3 separate regions of the Homo sapiens genome follow, and regions 1 and 2 are each linked to region 3. A link is a loop called in an ENCODE intact Hi-C map of the cell type or tissue named here. Cell type or tissue: heart left ventricle. All regions are shown on one strand.

What was found. Peaks named below come from ENCODE experiments on the same cell type or tissue, not always from the same donor. Only the 100,000 strongest peaks of a DNase experiment are listed, where the experiment ranks them.
Region 1: a loop joins it to region 3, with 2.0 times the contacts of the local background. A loop is called at or near these places in 8 of 110 quality-filtered maps.
Region 2: a loop joins it to region 3, with 2.8 times the contacts of the local background. A loop is called at or near these places in 14 of 110 quality-filtered maps.

What each region holds. Positions count from the first base shown.
Region 1 is chr18:57,690,413-57,698,412 of GRCh38, forward strand. It overlaps ATP8B1 (ATPase phospholipid transporting 8B1), which reads right to left. Exons shown (of 28, transcript NM_001374385.1): 7 at 7,383-7,455; 8 at 7,206-7,276; 9 at 5,038-5,120; 10 at 4,759-4,917; 11 at 4,170-4,258; 12 at 1,395-1,585. Among named protein-coding and RNA genes, the nearest start is that of ATP8B1-AS1, 64 kb to the left of the region's middle. RefSeq lists an enhancer at 3,275-4,474. In heart left ventricle, no CTCF peak of the experiment used is centred here; no DNase peak of the experiment used is centred here; H3K27ac peaks cover 1,071 bases.
Region 2 is chr18:57,663,915-57,671,914 of GRCh38, forward strand. It overlaps ATP8B1 (ATPase phospholipid transporting 8B1), which reads right to left. Exons shown (of 28, transcript NM_001374385.1): 17 at 7,554-7,666; 18 at 5,404-5,568; 19 at 4,515-4,626; 20 at 3,178-3,253. ATP8B1-AS1 (ATP8B1 antisense RNA 1) reads left to right here. Exons shown (of 3, transcript NR_164148.1): 3 at 4,092-5,369. Among named protein-coding and RNA genes, the nearest start is that of ATP8B1-AS1, 38 kb to the left of the region's middle. In heart left ventricle, no CTCF peak of the experiment used is centred here; no DNase peak of the experiment used is centred here; H3K27ac peaks cover 1,366 bases.
Region 3 is chr18:57,800,017-57,808,016 of GRCh38, forward strand. It overlaps ATP8B1 (ATPase phospholipid transporting 8B1), which reads right to left and starts at 3,299. Exons shown (of 28, transcript NM_001374385.1): 1 at 2,982-3,299. RefSeq lists an enhancer at 2,919-3,556. In heart left ventricle, no CTCF peak of the experiment used is centred here; DNase peaks (open chromatin) are centred at 2,305, 2,554 and 3,295; H3K4me3 peaks cover 4,262 bases; H3K27ac peaks cover 5,436 bases.

The DNA.
Region 1 (8,000 bases), 110 kb before region 3:
ACTTGCTCCAGCATGTTTTCAAAGGACCTTTATCTCCAAGAAAAAAGAAATCGTATTTGTCACATGACATACCTTTATATAAAATTATGTATACAGTTTCTTTTATAATACACATTGATGGTTTTAGGCAAAATTATCTATGTAATAGTTCCCTTGACAAAGGTAACACTCAACTCGGTTTTTCTCAAAGTAGCTGTGGAACAGATGGCTGCCCCAGGGCTTTCCTTCATGTTAAAAGAACAACAGTAACTACATGTAATCAAATTAAAAATAAAGCAAATGCACATATAATGACACTAAAATAAAATAAATGCCTCTAATTATAGGTGTGTATGTGATTCCTATGTCTCTGGGCTATTCTTTATCAGAACTAAGAATGAACTCTGGCTGCTGGGTTTATTCCAAAGCACTATCCCTCCCAAAAAGGTCTCAAAGTCAGTTTGGCCAAGGGCAGTGAACTTTCATATTAAAAAGAGAAAAAGGCCGGGTGTGGTGGCTCATGCCTGTAATCCCAGCACTTTGGGAGGTGAGGTGGGCAGATCACCTGAGGTCAGGAGTTGAAGACCAGCCTGGCCAACTTGGTGAAACCTGTCTCTACTAAAAATACAAAAAAGTAGCCAGACATGGTGATGGGCACCCGTGATCCCAGCTACTCAGGAGGCTGAGGCAGGAGAACTGCTTGGATCCAGGAGGCAGAGGTTGCAGTGAGCCTAGATCATGCCATTGCATTCCTGCCTGGGCAACAAGAGTGAAACTCCATCTCAAAAAAAAAAAAAAAAAAAGTAAAAGTAAAAAATGAAGAAGTATCACCAAATCAGCTGCTTACCACTTATCGGAGATATGCCCCTGACTTTGTTGTTGTGGTTGAGATTTGAGATGAAAAAGAGAACATTTTGAGAGGTTGATGAAGGACAGGGAGTTTCTTTCCTACTAGGAGGTAGTGGCCGGAAAGCACAAGTTCTCCACCTTGGGTGTGGCAGATGATAATAAAGGCTCAGATAAGAGGTGAGGACCACTTCCAAAAGGGAAAACTAAGTTTTTCCATCACCTGCTAAATCTTCCCCTCCTCCCAGTCCCTTTCTGAAGTCTGGGCTTTGGAACCCGGTGAGAAGGGAACCTTACTAATAAGACAATGACTACAGGAGTAGCAATCGATCTTTGAAATTCCCTACCCTTATCTGCAAACAGGATGAGATAAAAGGTGCCTGGCACAGAGTGGATACTCAAATGTTAATTTCCTTTTCCTCTCTTACCCTCAATTCTGAAATGAACGTGATTTTCTTACCTGTTCTTTGTGACCTTTGAAACAGTGATCACTAGAAATGAAGGCACTATGTTGGGAGAAGGTACAACATTCTTCCATTAAAGCAAAATGCCAGAGAGGACAGCCTTACCTGACATAGAGAGAGATGGGTACCATGGTGTTGAGAACAATGATATAGCCCCAGAAAATGAGGAATCCACGGTAGGAGGGTGTATCGTCTTCTCCATCATAGAGGTACCAAGAGGAATTGCCCACCTGTGCTTCCCAATAAGCATGGCCGATGGCAAGACCAGCAGAAAGCAGAATAAGAACAACAAAGATCTAGAAGACAGAAAACATTTAAATGCATTCTGAAGATGGATTTCCAACCTCTTGCATTTCCTAGATGCTAATTAACCTTACTCAATACTTCATATGATTGAGAATTTAGTAGTCTGAAAAATAATATATGTCAAATAAAAACAGCACTATCATAACGCTTTGAAAGTCTATTTGATTGCTGCAATTGACTGATGTATCCTACATCTCCCATAGAAGGTAAGGTTTTGTTCCCAAAATTATCTCTCCAAAGAGAAGGTGGTGTCTTATATTCAAATCCTTGAAGAATCTTATATTACAGGGCATTCTCTCAATTACGTTTACTTTGAACAATAACATACTGTTTGGGGAAGATATCTTACTTAGCATGAAACAACTTCCAACAAGGCTGAACTGGAAAACTGGAATGCTTATAGAAGATATTCAACAGATTTTTTTTTTTTTTTTTTTTTTTTTTTTTAGACAGCGTCTCACTGTATCACCCAGGCTGGAGTGCAGTGGTGCCATTGTGGCTCACTACAACCTCCACCTCCCTGGTTCAAACAATTCTTATGCTTCAGCCTCCTGAGTAGCTGGGATTACAGGCACGCGCCACCAAGGCCGGCTAATTTTTGTCTTTTTAGTAGAGACGAGTTTCACCATGTTGGCCAGGCTGGTCTCGAACTCTTGTCCTCAAGTGATCTGCATGCCTCAGTCTCCCAAACTGCTGGGATTACAGGTGGCCCTCACCCAGCCAGAATTTTTTTTTCAGGGCAAGAAAATTTCACCTATATTTGGGCGATTATTCCTTAAGGTGTAATGTCATAAGTATTGCATGACATTGTAAAATAAGATCACTTAAGAAGCAATATGATAAGTATTATGTTGTAGAAGTTATGAGCATATATTTATGGAAGGAATAAAAAGTCAACCATCCTAGTGGTACTTGGAGATTCGCAAGTGGGAATAAAATTTCCAGAGACAAATTTAAATTTCTGGACATGGAGTCCAAAAGTGCTATATCTCACAACTTTGTCGTGGAAAGAGCAGAGTGCCAAACAGGCTCTTTGAGAGTGGATAACCACAACCATGACACCAAAGATGAATGTGAAAAGTTCAAATACAATTTTCATGAAATGAGAAAGCAGGGGAAAATGTTTCTTAAATTATTATTTTTATGTGATTTTAAACATGTATATGCAATCAAAGAATAAGTTTTAGAAGTATGCATTCAAATTGAATTAAATACTTGAAAAAATTTTTCATTGGGAAATAGAAGGAGTGCTTAATATTTGGGGTCACCACGTGGGCAGAAAAGAGCAAACATAGCAGGTCTGAGACTGCTTCCTCCGAAGGCCGGCTTGCAAGGTTCGCCCTGGGCTGGTATCTGGTAACTTAGATGTTTGGAGGATTTCCCAGTTATTTTTTATTCTCTGATAAGAATAGCTCATGGGCCGGGTGCAGTGGCTCATGCTTGTAATCCAAGCACTTTGGGAGGCCGAGGCAGGCAGATCACTTGAGGTCAGGGGTTCGAGACCAGCCTGGCCAACATGGTGAAACCCCGTCTCTACTAAAAATACAAAAATTAGCCAGGTGTGGTGGCAGGTGCCTGTAATCCCAGCTACTTGGGAGGCTGAGGCAGGAGAATCACTTGAACCTGGGAGACGGAGATTGCAGTGAGCCAAGATCATGCCATTGTACTCCAGCCTGGGCAACAAGAGTGAAACTCAATCTCAAAAAAAAACAAATAATAATAATAATAAAAAAACTCATGATGCCTAACTGTGCAAACAGCATGGTTTATGCTGACCATCTGCATTCTTTTGGGGAGTCTAGAGTTTTTTTGTTAAAAACCTTTGACACTGAGTCTCTCATGAGCTTCCCTGGTATAGACAACATTTCACATGTGGTGTCATTAATTGCTGCTGGGAGAATTAAGTGCCTATTGTGTGTGTGGTTTGGTGGGGAGTGGGGGCAGGACGGCCGACTTTTGGAAGCTTGTGCCTGGTTTCCTTTGCACTTTGCTCCATGAGTCTTTGGTGATCTTGCTCTGTGTCCTTTTGTTGTAATGACTCACAGCTGTGAATACGACTATGTGCTGAGGCCTATGAGTCCTTCCAGTGAATCATCAAACCTGGGAGTGGTCTTGAGTGTCCTCGACATACTTTATTTTTAGCCTTGCCTTGTATTTGGAGCTATACAGTATATGTTGGGGGTGCTGGGGGAGGCTTGCTTCTAAGAGAACTGCCTCTATGGGAAAGTAACAGCAATGAAATCAACCCTACATTGACTTCAGGAGTCCAGCTTCACTAATTTATCTAGGGCTTCCTGGTTTTCCAGTTCCCGTCATCAAAGCACTCAGGGCACCCTACAACCGAAATTTCCCTTCCCAAGGGAATTCTCCTGTTAAAAGTGTGGCATTTCTGAGAAAAAGTAAGGCATTTCTGGAAAAAAAAATCCCTTCTTCCTGCATTTGAAGCTTGGAGTGCCCAATAATTTTTCTATTCCACCTAAAGAGGTAAGATTTTGTATTAGAAAAACATACGATAATATTAGTGCAAAAGACAGCAATCTAGATGAGAGATCTACTGAGATGAAAAATAAATACCGTGTAAACCATGTAGTTCATCAAGTAATCAATTTTAGTTCTTTTAAATCTGGTTTTCCCACTATTCTTCATTATTTTAGTGTCAGCACCTGAAAATGGAAAATTCAATGTAGTCATCAGTTGGGAAAAATCAATTCACTAGCTCACCAATAAAATTACTCTTCTTGGCCAGGCATGGTGGCTTACGCCTGTAATCCCAGCAGTTTTGGAGGCTGAGTTGGGCGGATCACCTGAGGTCAGGGGTTCGAGGCCAGCCTGGCCAACATGGCAAAACCCTGTCTCTACTAAAAATACAAAAATTATCTGGGCATGGTGGCACATGCCTATAATCCCAACTACTCTGGAGCCTGAGACAGGAGAATCACTTGAACCCAGGAGACAGAGGTTGCAGTGAGCTGAGATTATGCCACTGCACTCCAGCCTGGGCTACAGAGTGAGACTCTGTCTCAAAAAAAAAAAAAAAAAAAAAAAAAAGCTCATGATGCTATTACTCTTCTTTTGGTTTTGATGGACAAAGGACAGAAAAGCAATCCCCTCTAAGTCTTTAAAGATCATAGCTGATTAATTTCCCAAGAAACTCTGAACGTACCTGCAAAAATGACTAAGCCGTGGCAGAAATCGGTGTTCCTAATTACACAGCCACGTAACAAAATTTTATCAGCATCCAAAGGAAAACTTGTGTTTCTCCAAAATAGTGTTCCTGTAAACTTATCTAGTCTGTTATTGGGTTCTTCACATTCAATAAAACCTTTTAAAAATATAAGATTCACATAATTAATCACATACAAAAGTCTTTCTGGTTTTAATCAATAGGAATTGAACCAAGCAACTAAAATTTAAAGCAAAGTAAGACATGTTTGGTACAAACCATCAAATGTAGCCAATGTATCTTCTCTTTGGAGGTACTGGTCTGTGATTTCAAGTGACATCTTAAATTTTAAATTGGTTTCTCTAAAGGAATGGGGAAAAAATGAATTAAATGAACAAATTTTTGAGTTCAAAGTGGAAGTTAATCATCCAAAGTTACATTAGCCATACCTGGACATGAAGCCTAAATAATTAGCTGTTTCTATTTTCAAACTCTGTTCACCTTGGAACTTCAGGTTTGGAAAAGGTTATCCCCTGAAGTCGAGAAAATTTCTGACCTTGGGAAATGTTGGTTCCCTTCACTGTTTGTTGTTGTGAAGGTTAGGACAGAGGTACCCACAAACATCCTTCTCATTAACTTTAACTTTACCATCAGCTAGGACTACCAAAGTGCTGTTTGAAAATGTAGTGTCTAATATTTAATCACATTAAAATGATTCTATAACACATATTTGTTACAGAAATTCTGTTTCGCCTCTGTCAAATTCTTTTCCAGAGTGAATAACTGGATCACATGTTTTTGAAAGACAATTTTATTTGGAAAAGGAAGTCTTAGCTTTACTCCCAACTGCCCCACCATAGTGCAAGGTAAGGTCGTGGGTGGGCACAAGGGCAGGCCGGGGCAGGTGCTCTCAAGGGTGAGGCTGCCGTCTCACGACTGAAGGCTTTATATAGGATTCACGAATACTCAGGAATTTTCCCTAGGGAAGTTCATTCTCAACCTCACCATTCTGTTCTGGCAGGGCATGTTAGGATCTTATGTCTTTGTAAAGCTTTAGAATCTCTCATGGAAATAATAGCAGTTTTATAGTTGAGAATAAACAGTCGGGCGCCGCGGCTCACGCATGTAATGGCAGCACTTTGGGAGGCAGAGGCAGGCAGATCACTTGAGGTCAGGAGTTTGAGACCAACCTGACAACAGAAAGCTCTATCAGGCAACTGCCCATAATCCAATTTGGGTATAGCCTCGGGGCCTTAAAGAGAATGCAGTGTCTTTGTCAGTTAAGCCTTTACAATTAAGAAGTGGTTAATTGGTTTTTAACCAATTAGCCTGTACAATTAAGAAGTGGTTAATTGGCTTTAAGTATTTTTTTCCGCCAAAAAAAAAAAAAAAGTGTGATAGATTTCCAACAGTCAATTGCCTGATCTATGAAGCAATGACAGCCCTAGTTTTCAGTCTCATGATTTCCGCTCTCTGTAAAGCAGTGTATGCACATCTGGAGCGTGAGGCGCGAGGAGCAGAGGGAGCAATGTCCCGACTCTACCACTTACTGTGTGACCTTGGGCGGGCTGCTGCACCTCCCTGGGCCTCCGATTCCTCATGGGTAATACAGACGAATAATATTCGTCTCACATGGTCGTTTAGAGGATTAAATGAGCTAATATGTAAAGTGCCGGCAACCTCGTGAGCACTCAATAAATGCCTTGAAAACTGGTCAGAAAACTGGTCAAAAACAGAACTTCATTCTCTTTTAAATGATAGCATAGTAACCAAAACCAACACAAGGAGAATTCAAAATTGCCTCCTGGGGCCAGCTGCTGTGGCTCACCCCTGTAATCCCAGCAATTTGGCAGGCCAAGGTGGGCAGATCACTTGAGATCAGGAGTTCGAGACCAGCCTGGCTAACATGGTGAAACCCCATCTCTACTAAAAATGCAAAAATTAGCTGGGTGTGGGGGCTGGAGCCTGTAATCTCAGTTACTCAAGAGGCTGAGGCAGGAGAATTGTTTGAACCCAGGGGGTGTGGAGGTTGCAGTGAGCTGAGATAGCACCACTACACTCCAGCCTGGGCGACAGAGTGAGACTCTGTCTCAAAAATAAATAAATAAATTGCCTATTGGTAAAGACTTTAAAAATCTGTTCCTTTCTCTGACACAGATAATAACCTCGATATTATTCATATCTGTCTGGACGCTGCTCAGCAGTTGATAAAGGGCTCAGACACATATGCTCCTGTCTGATCCTTTTACCTTCCCTGAGAGGTGGAGAAACGCAGGTAGTAAGAGCTCCACTTCACAGAGGCGCAAAGGTGAGATCAGTAGGGACAGCAGCAGGTGGCAGAGGCAAGGCCAGATATCAAGCCGTCTGGTCCACAATGCCCCGATTTCAGTGGAATGAATGTGCCTTCAAAGGCCAGCTTTAAATCAGGCCCATCGAGACACACTTACCCATCCAGTTCTGCTGTTTCCACATAGCAGAGGCTGTTAGGCTCAGAGCTAGACAGCAGGAGAATGTCAGCCTGTCCAAAACAAAACACACAAATAACACCGAGACCCTGAGGGAAAAGCCGAGCACAGGGGCTGGGGGAGAACAAGGAACAAGAGAAGCAGAATTTGTTCACTTACTGGAACAAAATCATTTTTTTTCAGACGAATGACGTCTCCAACTTGAATTTCTTTCCACTTAGCAACTTTGAACCTAAGGATTAAAAATAATGAGGATTTATTGACATTTTAAGTTACAGGCAAGGGAATTACTATTCTTTCTGGATGTTATAGATTCTGGAAAATATGCAAGTCACAGAGAAAATGCTAAAATTTTGCTCTTTAATGGATGTAAACATATTAAAGGGGGGCATGAAAATTGTATTGACCTCTGAAGGAAGCAATGATGAATGACTTTGATACATTCTTTTCATCTAGGTCATGTAAGGAAGAGTTTATGGGGGCCACTTATGTGCGTGGCAGGGAAATACTTGCCACCCCCTTTTGTTTTTGCTTATGTCCAACTTGCCTCCCTGCTGTGTTCCTTCTCAGTGACCCATCACTTGCTCCATGCTGGTCCCAGGACAGAAGCACCTACATTATGGCACCCACCTGGGCCTCCCAGAGTCTTCGTGGGGCTTCAGAGCTTGCCTACTCTCTGCTGTTTAAATTATCTTTATTATTTATTTATTAATTTTTTTTTTCATTGAGACAGAGTCTTGCTCTGTTGCCCAGGCTGGAGTGCAGTGGCACGATCTC
Region 2 (8,000 bases), 140 kb before region 3:
CACCACCATGCCCAGCTAATTTTTGTATTTTTAGTAGAGACAGGGTTTCACCATGTTGGCCAGGATGGTCTCAATCTCTTGACTTCATGATCCACCCGCCTCAGCCCCCCACAGTGCTGGGATTACAGGCATGAGCCACCACGCCTGGCCAGCCCTTTTTTTTTTTTTTTTTTAACTGAGCGACATGTAATTTTACTATGTCTCGATTCATCCACCATGGGGGTACCATGTAATTCATCATTTTTCAAAGACAGTCAAAGGAAGATACAGTTGAAAATGTATACACAGCAACAGAAGAAAGGCAATCTTAGGCCAGGCACTGTGGCTCACACCTGTAATCCCAGCACTTTGGGAGGCTGAGACGGGCAGATCAGTCGAGGTCAGGAGTTCGCAGCCAGACTGGCCAACATAGTGAAACTCTGTCTCTACTAAAAATACAAAAATTACCCAGGCGTGGTGGCGGTGCCTGTAATCCCAGTTACTTGGGAGGCTGAGGCATGAGGATCACTTGAACCCAGGAGGCGGAGGTTGCAATGAGCCAAGATTGCACCACTGCACTCCAGCCTGGGTGACAGAGTCTTTCTAAGAAAAAAAAAAAAAAAAAAAAGGAAAGGCAATCTTGATCTGAATTAGAATACTGGCTATTGTTTGTTAGGAATAAACTTATTTTCATATAAACAAAACTATATCTGTGTTTGAGAAATTCTCAGTGCTTTATATCAACAAATTAAATGTTTGTGTTAAAATGATATATGTGACAAGGCTACGTGTAACACTTTCATGTGATAGAAAAATGAGTCATGAAATTTTGGAGTGGAAGGGACCTTAAATATCTTGTCCAATCTCTTCATGTTACAAATAAGGAAATCAAGCCAGAGGAAGGTGATGTGATTTGCCTGCTGCAGGTTGATAGGAAAACTAGAATGAGGACTCAGTTATCTTGTAACTTCTGGCTCAGGACTCTTACTATTACATACAAAAAGCCATTGTTCTTCTCCTTCCAAAGAAGGCTTCTCAGCCTTTGCACTCTTGATGTCTTGGGCCTAATAATCCTTTATTTTGTGTGGCCATCCCTTGCACTGGAGGATGTTTAGCAACATCCCTGGCCTCTACCCACTAGAAGCCAGGAGCACTTCTCTGCAGCTGAAACAAGCAAGTGTCTCTGGACAGTGCCAAAGGGTCCCTGGAAGGCAAACTCACTCCCCACGGAGAATCACTGCACTAGAGGATTAAGTATCTAGTATCCCTTTTCCACATCAATTTAATTCTCATTTTCAAGTTAAAAGTGAGTGACTAAGACAAATCATTGAAAGGCCGTAAGAGAAAAAAAATGAAGATACCTTCTATTCAAATCATTTTATAGGAATCATCAATTTAAGAGCCACCTGGGAAGATGATTCCTCTCTCTATAAAGGTAAACTCAGCTAAGGGCATGGTCACAACATTTGCTACTTGCATACATTTTATCTTTTACTTTAGCTTCGGGACCAATTTTTAAGACTTTCAAAAGAGAGACCAGAAATTTTTTTACAGCCCCATCTACAAAAAATAAACAAAGCCATATAGTAATTAATCAGATTACTTGAAGCCCAAAACTACTAAAGTAAACTCATTAAGCATTAAGCATTTATTTGTCTGTTGCTACTTTTTTTTTTTGAGACGGAGTCTTGCTCTGTCACCCAGGCAGGAGTGTAGTGGCACTATCTTGGCTCACTGCAACCTCTGCCTCCCAGGTTCAAGCAATTCTCCTGCCTCAGTCTCCCGAGTAGCTGGGATTCCAGGCACATGCCACCATGCCTGGCTAATTTTTGTATTTTTAGTAGAGACGGGGTTTCATCATATCAGTCAGGCTGTTCTCAAAATCCTGACCTCGTGATCCACCCGCCTCGGCCTCCCAATGTGCTGGTATTACAAGCATGAGCCACCGTGCCCAGCCTGTTGCTACTTTTTTAAAACCTAAAAGCACAAAGGGGCATGGCTTATGTACCTCTATTTGGGCACATAAACTAAATCAGTTCTAAATGGAACTGATTTAGATCATAAGGCTACTGATTTTGTCTAATTTGACGGAATACCTAATATACTAGAACAACTAGAAAATGCTTTATCACCATCATTAGAAATAAGACTAATATTGACCATCAATTCCCTCATCACTTTATCACACCTGGCAAATGTGTATGTTAACAGTTTAATCTGACCTCATGCTGGCCTGAGAGAAGCTCTGTAGGGAAAAATCTTGAGGAACTGTCAGGCCATCAGTAAACACATCACAGTAACTGTGTGCAGCATATTTATAGCTTCAGAACAAGACAGGGCTTTTTCATCATACATTTCCAGGTCTGCTGCGACTCTGATTCAAAGCTAACAAACGTTTCAGCATATGCTAACATTTGAATTATCAGGCCTGCCCCACCTAGACTAGATTACAGGGGACCTACATGATGTAACCCACCCACACATTTCCTTCCCGCAAAAGTTTTGGGTTTTTTTTTTCCTTTCTTCTATTTCCCTTTCAAAAGTAAAAGTTCCTAGAAAAAGCAAAATAGGACTATAATTCATATTAATTTGCTAGCGATATTACAGGCTTTTTACGGAATTTTTAGTAGGTGAACCGAGTTTTTTTTTTTTTTTTAATGAGACAGAGTTTCACTCTTGTCACCTAGGCTGGAGTACAGTGGCGTGATCTTGGCTCACTGCAACCTCTGCCTCCTGGGTTCAAGTGATTCTCCTGCCTCAGCCTCCCGAGTAGCTGAGATAACAGGCACCGGGCACCACACCCAGCTAATTTTTGTAGTTTTAGTAGAGACGGGGTTTCACCATGTTGGCCAGGCTGCTCTAGAACTCCTGACTTCAGGTGATCCACCCGCCTCGGCCTCCCAAAGGGCTGGGATTACAGGCATGAGCCACTGCGCCTGGCCTGAGCTGAGAAGGAATGGAGAAAAATGGCCTCTGAAGGGCCCCAAGTTTCCCTAAAAGTAAAATCTGCTCAAATTTAGGCTGCACCTTGATTACTTGGAACTGCCTGTTGTTGTCTTGCCTCATTTAAACATGAGGAAACTGCCCCAAGTGACACATCGTAACCCCTATTTCTTCATATCTGCTATCTTCTACAGACAGTCTTGCATTTGCAAAGATGAGCTATTACGTAATTTCATACTGCAGGCTTTTACTCACTTAATATCCTCCCCATAGCAGATGGTGGTGTCTTCAGTCAGAAGTTCACAAGCAAATCCTATATTTTCAGCAGTTTCTACAATAGAATAAAATTAAGTCAAATGTCATTCCTGCTGTTTTTATTTTATTTTATTTTGTTTTTTGAGACAGCATCTCACTCCCACTGCCTAGGCTGGAGTGCAGTGGCACAATCTCTGCTCACTACAGCCTCAACCTCCAGGATTCAAGTGATCTGCCCATCTCAGCACCACCCGCAGCCCCCAAGTAGCTGGGACTACGCAACTCGCTGCCAAGCCACCAAACAATTTGTGTTTTTTCTAGAGATGGGGTTTTGTCATGTTTGCCAGGCTCATTCTTACTGTTGAACTGAATAATTGATTTTACCTAGTAATGATATTTTTTAGTTCATGAACATAACCAGATTCACACAAACACACTATTTTTCTATAGCAATCTGTAGGAATCACATGCAGAAGAAAAATCCTTTTCTCCATAATAAAACAAGTGAAAGTCAAAGTCTAATTTGAAATGTTTTCAATAATAAAATGTGCTATATTATCAAACATATAAACTGGTTATTTAGTAAACCAATGTTCATTAAATTACTAAACACTCTCAGTTCCTGGTTCAATTACTCTGTTATTGGCGGGGGGCGGGGGCAGAGGGAAGCATAATAATTTCCACCAACCCTTACGTGAAGATTTTTTTTCCTTTTAAATTACCACCCAATTTGGCATTTATTTAAGGTCAGGGCTGTGCTTCCCATAACTTTGCAGAGTGTGTAACCCGTTGACGATTTCAGCGCAAGAGACATTATTTGATTTCTTGTGGAAGGCTTACAAAGTAAAGTATCAATACCAAACAAGTGCTTGTTGAGTTCTAAAGTTAAAAAATTAAAATCGTTCTTTCCTTAGGTATACAATTTTATTGCCAAGCAATAAAATTGGCAAGAAAACCAAAGTTATTGTTCAGTACTTTGTATTGTTCTACTCTGTGCCCACCAAATGTCAAAGCACTGGAAGGACAGAGGGACAAGAGGGATGGCCCTTTCAGGACGGGAACCCACGTCTGGCTGGAGAGATAAGACCAATTATAATCAGCAAGACATGGCCAGGAGCTAAATTATAAGGAAGAAACTGCTACTGAGGGGGATCAGGAAAGGATGCAGAAGAATGTGCTGGAAAAACAGAGGAGGGTTTCTCAGAAAAAGCATCTTCCGTCCAAAGAAACAGTGTTTGTACAGGATGAAAAGTCTGAGGAGGTCATCTTGGGCAAAGGAAACGGCAGCTATAAATATTTGTGAATTAACAGATATGCTTCCCTGCACAATGAATTACCCTTTTTGTCTCCAGTAAGCACCCAGATCTTAATGTCAGCTTTTGCAAGTTTTGAAATGGTTTCTGGAACTCCATCCTGTAGCTTGTCTTCAATAGCTGTAGCTCCCAGGAGCTAGAATGTATATTAAAAAAAAAAAAAAAAGGAATTAGCAAACAAACCAAAAGTTTTCTGTAATTACAGGTTGCCAACCTGTAAAAAGAAGGGCTAATTATACATCCTGGTTGCTGCTCTCCTGGGGCCAATGGCCAGTGTTAACAGGGAAGGCTGCCATGTTTCACAATTACTGCAAACCAACACACCTAAAAACTTTTTCCCTAAAGGATGAACTATTTAATTTACCAAGACAAAAATGCAAGTACAAAATCAAGGATGTTAAAAATACACTTTTCTTGTGTATTTGTGGCTTTATACTGACATAAACCGTAAACCAGTTGCAATACTAGCTATTTGTTGAATATTTTCCACTTATCTAAACCCTACAAAAACTATGTATTAAATTTGGAAAACTTTTAGAAACAATATATTTTTCTTATTTCAAGATTTTGCAGAATATGAATTGTTTCGGTAATTCCCCCAATGTAATAAGTATTAGATGCAGGTTTGTTATTGTTTAAAAATTATAATAAATTTTAATAAGTGATATACAAATTATGGAATTAAATTAGAACTTCTCCTAATGTATTTTGTCTTTTGGTTTCTCATAATGGCAACTTCTGTTCTGCTCCTATTTTGGTGAATAAAAGAAATAACCTTCTTCCATTGTGCCAGTGTCAAATGCTGAAGTTACAATTATCTCTTAAGCATGAGATCAAATATTCAATAAAACTTAATAAAAATTTCAATTCTGCTTAGAATATCAAAGAAAAAGTTATTAAGGCTAAAACTCACAATTAAGTCTTTTTCAATCTCCTCATATACTTTATCCAGAGCTTCGTCCCGGTTGGTGGAGGCCACACTGGCAGCCATAAACTTTTTATTCCATTCTGTAAATTCTTTTTCTTCAATTTCCTTGTAGCAAAGGCATAGGGTTCTAAGAGTTTCATTTGCAAAGATCTGTTTTATTTAAAAAAATAAATCCACCAATGCAAAGAATAGTTAATTTATGTAATTCAGGATCAAGTCTGAAATTTTACTTTGAAGTAATATACTAACAGAATTTAAAAAGAGATCATTAAACATGACAGATTCTGTACAAATACACTTTAGAGAGGGGATTAAATGTCACTTTTTTTTTTTTTGAGACAAGGTCTGGCTTTATCATCCAGGCTGGGATGCAGTGATGCAATCCCGGCTCACTGCAACCTCTGCCTTCCAGGCTGAAGCCATCCTCTCACCTCAGCCTCCCAAGTAGCTGGGACTACAGGTGTGCACCACCACGCCTGGTAATTTTTGTACTTTTTTTTGTAGAGATGGGGTTTCATCATGCTGGTCTTGAACTCACGAGCTCATGTGATCTGCCCAACTCAGCCTCCCAGCGTGCTGGGATTACAGGCATGAGCCACTGCACCCAGCCTAAACATCACTTTATAATAGACTTTGCTTTTCTAAACTTCTATAGGGTCCAGGACTGCACTTCCAGTTTCCAAAGGGAAAAGCTTACCTTTCTTCTAAATCTTCTATTACCTTTCTCATTTTCTCATTTTCTCTTTTTCTCTTCATGACTAGGAAAATATCAGACCAAGGGAGCTGCCTTGGGGTGTAATGACATAAGCACGAACCTGACAACTTTATAACTTGTTCCAACAAACTGTGATACAAGTCCAATCACCTATGAACTCTCCACTAAGCATTATTCCCTCAAACCAATTCTAAAATACACAAGCCATTGTTAAAGCTGAGGTCAAAGCTTTTAATGGAAAAGAGTATCTGGCAATTTTCCCATGATGAACGATTCAAACATTTTCTTTTTTTTTCTTTTTCTTTTTCTTTTTTTTTTTTTTGAGATGAAGTCTCACTCTATCGCCCAGGCTTGAGTGCAGTGGTGCGATCTCGGTTCACTGCAACCTCTGCCTCCCTGGTTCACGCCATTCTCCTGCCTCAGCCTCCTGAGTAGCTGGGATTACAGGCGGGTGCCACTGCATCTGGCTAATCTTTGTATTTTTGGTAGAGACGGGGTTTCACCATGTTGGCCAGGATGGTCTCGATCTGTTAACCTCGTGATCTGCCACCTCACCCTCCCAAAGTACTGGGATTACAGGCGTGAGCTACTGCACCCAGCCTGATTTAAACATTTTAAACAGTTTCAACATGAACCAGTAAACATCTCATTACTTTATAGTCACATCTTTTTTATTTTGACCAAGTTTTGCTCTTGTCGCCCAGGCTGGAGTGCAATGGTACGATCTCGGCTCACTCTACCCCCTCCCTCTGGGGTTCAAGCGATTCTCCTGCCTCAGCTTCCCAAGTAGCTGGGATTACAGGTGCCCACCACCACACCCAGTTAATTTTTTTGTATTTTTAGTGGAGACGGGGTTTCACCACGTTGGCCAGGCTGGTCTTGAACTCCTGACCTCAGGTGATACACCCGCCTTGGCCTCCCAAAGTGCTGGGACTACAGGCATGAGACACCAAATACTCAATCAGTTGAACCGCTTCTGCCATCTTGGCTAGACAAGATGTGACCTATAGTCAGCTCTGTCATCCTGTCACATATGAATGCTTTCCTTCCTTTGCACTACAACTTGAAGTTAGTGGAGGTCTTGGGGACCACACACATAGTAAGACTACAACCTAGTATGGTTATGTAGCTTGCTCAAGGCCACTGGAAGAGAGCTAAGCCATTCCCCTGCCTCAGTCCTATAGACCTTGAAGACCCACATGCTGGGAGAGGGCACCATGGTGATATCCCAGGAAGTCAGTGGCAGGGGCAGAACTGGGACCCAGGTGGCTGTATTCCTACTTTACTGCTCTTTCCACCCCAACTATTGCAAAGCAAAGGGAGGGTCAGCAGTTAACATACAGCTTTCATGCAAACTTAACAGACAGCATCAGAGAGTAAGTTCAGAATCCCTTGCAGAAAGAATAAAAGTGAAACTTACATCCAGGGCATCCTGTGTTTCTTGCTTAGTAGGATTCATTCGATGTAACCGTTCATAAATAACAGTGTCAGCACCTTTACAGTAAAGCTTGATATTGCCTTCTGGGGTTCTTACTGGTAGTAAAAGAAGGAAATAAACACAACAAAGTTTGATTTTTTATATATATATTTTTTGAGACAGGGTCTTGCTCTGTTGTCCAGGCTGGAGTGCAGCAGTTCAGTATCGGCTCACTGTAGCCTCGACCCCCCAGGCTCAAGCAATCCTCCCATCTCAGCCTCCCGAGTAGCTGGGACTACAGGTGCATGCCACCATGCCTGGCTAATTTTTATTTTTATAGACATTGGAGGTCTCACTATGTTACCCAGGCTGGTCTTGAACTCCTGGGCTCAAGCAATCCTCCTGCCTCAGCCTCCCAAAATGCTGGGATTACAGATGTGAGTTACCACA
Region 3 (8,000 bases):
TACAGGCATGAATACAATTAATCTAACTGAATGTCAACAGACCTGAAAACTCACAAGATACCTAAAGACACCACTAAGAAAAACTTTCCAGGAGACTAAACTAGAACCAAGTGTACAAATAAACTCTAAAATTAAGTGCTTAAGCAATTTAAAAGGCATCTCTTTTTAGAGAGATTTGGGACATAAATTGTTCTGGGGCCAGGCACAGTGGCTCACACCTGTAATCCCAGCACTTTGGGAGGCCAAGGCAGGAGGATTGCTTGAGGCCAGGAGTTTTAGATCAGCCTGGGCAACATAACAAGGCCCTGTCTCTATGTATTTTATTTATAAAAAATTTTAAAAAACAACTTGTTCTGGTACCTAAAAAGCAAGTTCCTCTGCATTCATGAGTGCATCGGTTTCTTTTTCAGTAACCGACACTAAAGAGCAAAGGTAACTAGGAAAAATCTCTCTGGAGTTGTTAGAATTACCTGCATTCTGTGAATGTTGCTTATAAAAAACTAAAATGGAATTTTAATTCATAAGGCAATAAAATCTTAAAAATATACCAGATACCTGCAATAATAGTATTTTTAGATATCAATCTAATAAAGAAAGTAAGAAACCAACATTCAAACACTGACTATATATAAAGAACATTCATATGTTCTCTGATTTAATTCTTTCAACAATCCAAAGAGATTGATAATATCTTTTCCCCTCAACAGAGCAGCAAACAGAGGTTCAGAAAACAAGAATTCATTTAAGGTTATACAATTAATAAGGAAAAGAACTGAAATCTGTGGGCATTTTTATATTTTCCACTACTCCTTGCTTCAAAAGGATGGAAAAGAAAGAGGAAAGAGGAATGGACGGAAGGAAAGGAAAAGAACATTCTACAGCCAGATCTGGTAGTGACTCCATTAGCACTAAGATCCCCTAGACTGAAAATCAGATTAAACATAAAATCAGTCCTGAACTTGCCTTACCACCGAAGACTTCTTTTTGCGAAGCCATTTGCTGTACCACATTATTATTTTTAAACTTCTATTGAACAAAAAACAAAACAAAACCTCTCCCAGTTCTATCACTAGGATGTAATAACATGTGCACACAGGTGTGTGTGTTCCTTAAAATCCATAAGGAAAACTTGAAAGCAGCCAGAGCTGACCTCACACAGGTGGCATCTGTGTTGGACAGTAATAACCAAAAGAGTCTTGCTCGGCCCTTAATAACCCACGCAAAGAATCACTAAAAGTTACTAAAATACAGCCACTGGAAAACGACGAATGAACAAAGTGGTTAATGTTCCTTCCCAAAATTATAGCAAGGAAAACTCCACCACCTAATGAAAATCATTAAGAGAATTCAGAGGAGTTAACTGCAGGCAGGCGTGACTTCTCCCCCAGAAAGTAATCAGCTAATAAGCATTAATCATCTTGTGCACAGTCTGCGCATTTATAATAGGGTTTAATAAAGCCTTCAACAACAGGCCCAGAATTAATGAACGGCATCTTAGGTCTAACACAAAAGTATTCCTTAGCGGACGAAAATTAGCGCTTCTACTTCACATTTGCTGTCGTGTCCCCCATATATACGGGCTCGTATTCACTATCCCTGGAGGCTTTATCACGCGTGGTTTTTTTTAGCTTTTGTTCCTGAAAGCAGTTAACCTTCATCGATAACCTACCGTGTGCCGGGTGATCTCCAAACATCCCACTAGTTTTTTCTTTTTTTAGTTTCCCATGGGTAGTGGCAAAATTTTGAAGGCAATGCAACCAGGAAGATGGGAGCGAATATTTTCTCACGCCAACAGGGAGGCCAGTTTCCGGGAGAGGAACTCGGCGGCGTCTGGAGCTACCCAGGAAGAGCTTGCAGCCCCCAAGGGCAGCGCGTGCAGGCCAAGGGGGTCGGGTAGGGTTGAGCGGGTACTCACCGGGCAGAAGCGCGGCCCAAGTCCTCCTTACTTCTGCGTGTCAATCCCCCTTCCCCAATTTGCATCCTTACTGCAATCCAGTCTCCCCCGTACAACCGTCACGGATCTGCGCTCCGAGCACCGCCCCCCCCCGCAACCAGCCACCAACCCCCGGCAGGGACCACAGGCACACGCCTCCGTCGGAAAAGTTGGGCAGACACTTCAGAACTTTTCTTTCACTTTGGGGAGAAGGAGGGAGTTGGAGAAGTGGGGGCGAGGGGTGTTAAAGCACTGGGCCATTCTCTGCAACATCTCCCCGCGCCCCCCAACAAGTTGCCCCTCCTCGTGCACACAGCGAGGTGACAGCGCAGGGCACCAAACTGCTGAGGGAAGGAGATGCCTGCAGCCATCTCAGCGGGGCTGGCGGACGCGACCCGACAGTCACCGGAAAAACAGTGGTGTCGGTCTTCCCCATCACCTCCCCTCCCCATCCCACAATAAAGCGCACGGAAGATGTCTGGGAGTACCTGGCCCTGCCACAGGAGCTGGGGAGGAGAGCGATCTCACCCCCTCCATCCCTCCCGGCAGGTGGGCCGCGGTCAGATACGTTTGGCCCGCAAGTCCTTTTCGGACACGTTGGCATCTGCTCCCAAAGAGCGCCCCAGCAGGACCCGGTCACCGGGGTCTTCCAGAGGGGCGGTAGCCACCGCACAGGAGCCAGCGGCATCCCCCAAGGAGCCGCAAGCCCTACCTGGCTTAACCCCCGGACATGTGTGTCGCTACCGATCGAAGAACCCAAACACCCCGAGATTTCCCTCCTCTAGGCAGGTGAAAACCCCACGGAACTCTCCGCAGCGCTGCCTGCCCAGCCGGCCGTGTCTCGCCGTCCCCGAGGCCTCGGGGGCTCCCAGCACCTCCACCCAAATCCCACCTGTGCGGGCTCGGGAGTCCGAGGGCGCTGACAGCTGCTGCCGCCGCATCCCGGATCTCCAAAGTGCGGCGGGAGCGGCCAGGGAACCTGCAGGACACCGCCGGGCCAAGGGGCTTGGGAAGGTCTGGGGGCCCCCGGCGCCGCACCCCTGCTTACCTGGCGTTCGCTGGGCCCCGGCTGGGGCATCCGCCTGGTGCGCGCCGCTCGGAGCGCTCGCTGCGCACCTGGCCGCTGCCGCCGCCCGCCCGGCCCCAGCCCTGGCCGCCGCGCTAGCGCTGCATGGCGCACGGGGGCTGGCCGGGGGCCCGGGGAAGCGTGTCTAGTTGGCGGCGGCACCTCCGGCTCTCGCGGCTCGCTAGTGGCTCCCCCGCCTTTCCCCGCCCCGCGTCCGTGCACCCTTCCTCTGCAGCCGCCCTTTTGCCTCCGCTCCGCCGGACCGGCCAAACTGGTTTCTCCGCTCGGGGAGGTGCCTCTGGTTTCCCTCCAGCAGCCGCGGCCGCCGAGCCTCGCTGGGGCTGGGGCTGGGGCTGGAGGCGGGCTCGGCCTTCTCCCCTCCCTTTTTCCCTCCCTAGGGCGGAGAGGGGCTGGACTGCAAGCCCCGGGGCGGCCCGAGGCGGCCCAGGTCCAGCTCCTGCCCCACGCCCTCCGTGCGTCCTGGAGTCAGGTGGGCACCCCTTTCAGTCTTCCGAGCCCAGCCTACGAGCCCTTGCCTCGCCCAGCCTGAGACCCAGTTGCTGCGGCTGCTCTTAGCTCCCCGGGGGCCGCACTCGCCACCACACCTCTCCAGCCCAGCGTCACTTTCCCGCTGCCCTTGGCTGGCTTGGCCGTCACCCCGGGTCGAGGACTGAGCCAGCCTGGAAAGCTGGCGGGGCCGCGGCGCGCCCGGGACCTGAGCTCCCTCGGTAAGGGGAGCTGTGTCCTCTTGATGCCAAGTCATGTTTGGGGACCGGTCACCGAATGCGCGTCAAAGTTCGCCGCGTGGAGGGTGAAGAAAGAGGCTGCGCCTCAAGACTTCCAGAAACGTATCCTGTGATTGCAGCCAGCAGGCTTTCTGCCGAGTCCAAACGCTATCGAGTTTTTTTGGGTTTGGAGTCAAAAGGAGTTAAGGTGCGGCCCGTGAACCACGCGGTGTAGGTGGAAATTTTGGACTCAGCGCCTCGTTGCTGGCTGGTGTCTGAGCGGGTGAATCGTGCCTCCCTGGCAGTATAGACATTACCCTCCTTCTTGAGTAGACTTTTGCCGCTCCCCGACTATGGACCGAGTCGTTGGGATAAGAATGGAGGAAAATCAAAGATCAGAGTTTGCTTAAAATGCAGTAGGGGAGCCAGGACTCCCACACGATTCCCAGTCACCTAGAGGCTCACATCTATGCCCAAGAGTCCAGACTCCCAACTGGGTCATCACAGAGGCTTCCTACAGGAGGCCGTGCTTGATGGGACTCAAAGATCCACAGCTTTAAGGATCAGAGTTGTGTAGAGAGGGTATTCAACGGGTGGCCAACTGGTAGAATCTTGTCTGATACCAACCCCGAGGCTGCTCTAGGCTTCTTTTTCATGAGTCAAACTTGATCTCTGACTAGGTGCTGGTCAGTCACTCAATCTATCCAGGCCTCAGTTTCCTCATTTGTAAAATGAGATTGGACCAGATGGTCTCTTCCAGCACTTATATTCTGAAGCTAACGACAGAACAAAGGTACCGATGCAAGAGAACATAGGGCCTGTTGGTGACACTGGTTGATCTAAGACATTTAGACTTGTTTTTGGTAGCACCTGCAAACCGTTGACAATTTAGGACCGAGCATGAGCATGATCAAGGTTGTGTTTTAGGGAAAATAATAGGGAGATAGTCTAGAGAGGATAAAACTGAAGATGGGAGAATCACTTGAGAGGCTGGGACAGCGACATACGGAGGAGTTGCCAGGGGAAGTAAAAAGGAGGAAATTCAAGGGACACCACAGAAGAGAGATAGGGCACGAAGTGGCCACAACCTGCAACTGACTGGGAGAGGGGAGCAATGGAAGGTGAGCCAGGTTCTCAAGACTGGGTTATGGCATGCAAGGAGCAGCAGACTCCAAAGGAGGGAAGCCGTTTAGGAAGACTCTGCCCCTATCTGGATAAATGCCAGCAAACCTAGGAATCAAGAGGGGATTCCAGACTAAAGGGGGCACCCCCTCCTTGCAGATCCACTACCAAGTGCTCAACCTGTCCAAGAAAATGTTACATAGAAGAGACTAAACAAGGACGCATCCAATCTACACCTGTACCTAGATCTGATCAATACCATTCTGATGTCTGCATTTATTTACTTGTTTATTTATTTATAGAGACAGGGTTGGGTTTCACTATGTTGCCCAGGCTTGTCTTGAACTCCCCAGTTCAAGCGGTCCACCTGCCTCAGCCCCCCAAGGTGCTGGGATTACAGTCATGAGCCACCACCTGTACTAAAAATACAAAAATTAGCCAAGCATGGTGGCGGGCGCCTGTGGTCCCAGCTACTCAAGAGGCTGAAGCAGGAGAATCAATTGAACCTGGGAGACTGAGGTGGCAGGCAGTGAGCCGAGACTGTGCCACTGCGCTTCAGCCTGGGCAACAGAGCGAGGCTCTGTCTCAAAATAAAATAATATTCTTTCATTCAACAAAGATTTGAGTGTGAGTGCCTACTGTGTGTCAGGCAGTTTTCTAGTTGCTTGGGTACATCTATGAGCCAATCAAATATCTTTTTTTTTTTTTTTTTTTAGACAGAGGCTCGCTCTGTTGCACAGGCTGGAGTGCAGTGGTGTGATCTCGGCTCACTGCAACCTCCACCTCCTGGGTTCCAGCAATTCTCCTGCCGCAGCCTCCCGAGTAGCTGGGGTTACAGGCACAGCCACCAGGCCAGGCTAATTTTTGTATTTTTAGTAGAGACAGGTTTCACCATGTTGGTCAGGCTGGTCGTGAACTCGTGACCTCATGATCCACCCACCTCAGCCTCCCAAAGTGCTGGGATTATAGGCGTGAGCCACTGCACTCGGCAAGTATCTTAAAAGGTGGCAAATGCTTTGAAAAAATAGAACAGGCTGGACTGGGAGAAGGCCCCTGAAGGAGCTGCCTTTTGGAGTGCTGTAAAAGTTATATTTCTTGATCTGAATGATAATTATACGAGTAGACGCATATGCAAGAATTCATTGACCTGTATGCTTAAGATTTATACATTAAAAAATAATAGACCAGGCACGATGGCTCACACCTGTAATCCCAGCACTTTGGGAGATCAAGGCAGGTGGATCATGAGGTCAGGAGTTCAAGATCAGCATGGCCAAGATGGTGAAACCCTGTCTCTACTAAAAATACAAAAAATTAGCCAGGCGTGATGGTGGGCATCTGTAATCCCAGCTACTGAGGAGGCTGAGGCAGATAATTGCTTGAACCCTGAAGGCAGAGGTTGCAGTGAGCTGAGATTGCCCCACTGCACTCCAGCCTGGGCAACAGAGCGAATAATAATACTACTACTAATAATAATTGAGCAGGATTAAGAGATTAGGATTTGGAGGATGAGTCACAATTTTAAATAATGTGGTCAGGGTAGGCTTCTTGAAAAGCTGCATTTGAAAAATGACTTGCAAGAAGGTAGAGTTTCATCTTTGATGAGACAAATCCTTTGAAAACCCATTTTGCATGGAACCCACCAGATGGAGGCATGTTAAAACCTTATCCTAGGCGCAGTGCCTCACGCCTATAATCCCAGCACTTTGCGAGGCTGAGGCCAGTGGATTGCTCGAGCCTAGGAGTTCGAGACCAGCCTGGGAAACATGGTGAAATCCCATCTCTACAAAAAATACAAAATAAAATTAGCTGGGTGTGGTGGCCCGCACCTGTAGTCCCAGCTACTCAGGAGGCTGGGGTGGGAGGATCCTTTGAGCCCAGGAAGTGAAGGCTGCAGTGAGCTGTGATTGCACCACTGCACTCAAGCCTGGGTGACAGGGCAAGACACTGTCTCCAAAAAAAAAATTAAAAAAAAAAACAAAACCAAAACAAAACACCCACACCCACACAACTCCACAACCTTATCCTAGAACACTTCCCCTATGTAAGTCTTCCTCATCTTAGGAAGGAGGTTCTCAGAGTGCATCAGCTGGTGTTGCTGATGAAGGAATTAGCTCACCTGGAAACCGACCTTGTCCTTTCTGAAAGAACCATGCCAAATTTTGGGGTGCCTTGTCAGGGCAATCACTGGAAGTGTCTCACATGCAACAATTTTAAAATGCATCTTACATGAGTCACTGAGAGATGACTTCTTTGTCCTGGCAGAGCCCTGATTCCACCAGCCTTGGCAGCCCTTTCTCAGCATTCTCAGATGGGATTGAATAAACACTCTGGTTTTATTTAGAAGTCACTCTCATTTAGTAACCAACGAGCTGCTGGGGGAAATCACGAAATGTAACAGAAATGGCCATTTCTTTTTATGTTTTATTTTTTATTATTTTTTTGAGACAGGGTCTCACTCTGGCACCCAGGCCAGAGTGCAGTGGTGACCATTGCTCACTGCAGCCATTGTGCCCAGAAATAGCCATTTCTAAAAGAGGGTAACAATGATTTTCAACTTTTGTAGTTCATAATTTCCTCTGTTTCTTTTTTCCCCCCTTTTCTTGGCAGCAGTCTTATGTACATTTGCATGATGTGGGTAGGAAAGCCAGGGAGGTTGCCAAGAGAGCTAGCTCAGTTTTACTGAAAATTTATTTCCTGGAATTTTTTTTTTTACAAGATAAGATAAGTGATAAAAGATATGTTTAAATGGAGGTGATACTGCTTGTATTCAGTTCTTTGCTAAGCCCAGTGGTCGTTTAAGCTAAAGCATTTAATGCCAATGGAAAGACTCATGCTGCACTAGGTGCTATTGTAACCCATGCTTGGCAGTCAAGATTAACTCAGTTGAAAGTTCTTCACAGTCATTATCCAGACCAGATCCAGAATTTTAAATCTGATAAGACACCTCTTATGTGAATCTGTCCTAGCAATAAGTGACATTAGAATTTTCAAATATCTGCCCCACATCCTTCGAAATGGCTTTTAAAACAACAAATACAGATGATATATTCTATTTTCTCTGGCACAATGAGTTTTCCAACATTCCTTCTAAGTTACAAGGCTTTCCACTTCCTTTACTACTTAATGACTTCTTTTTTTCTGACTAACATTT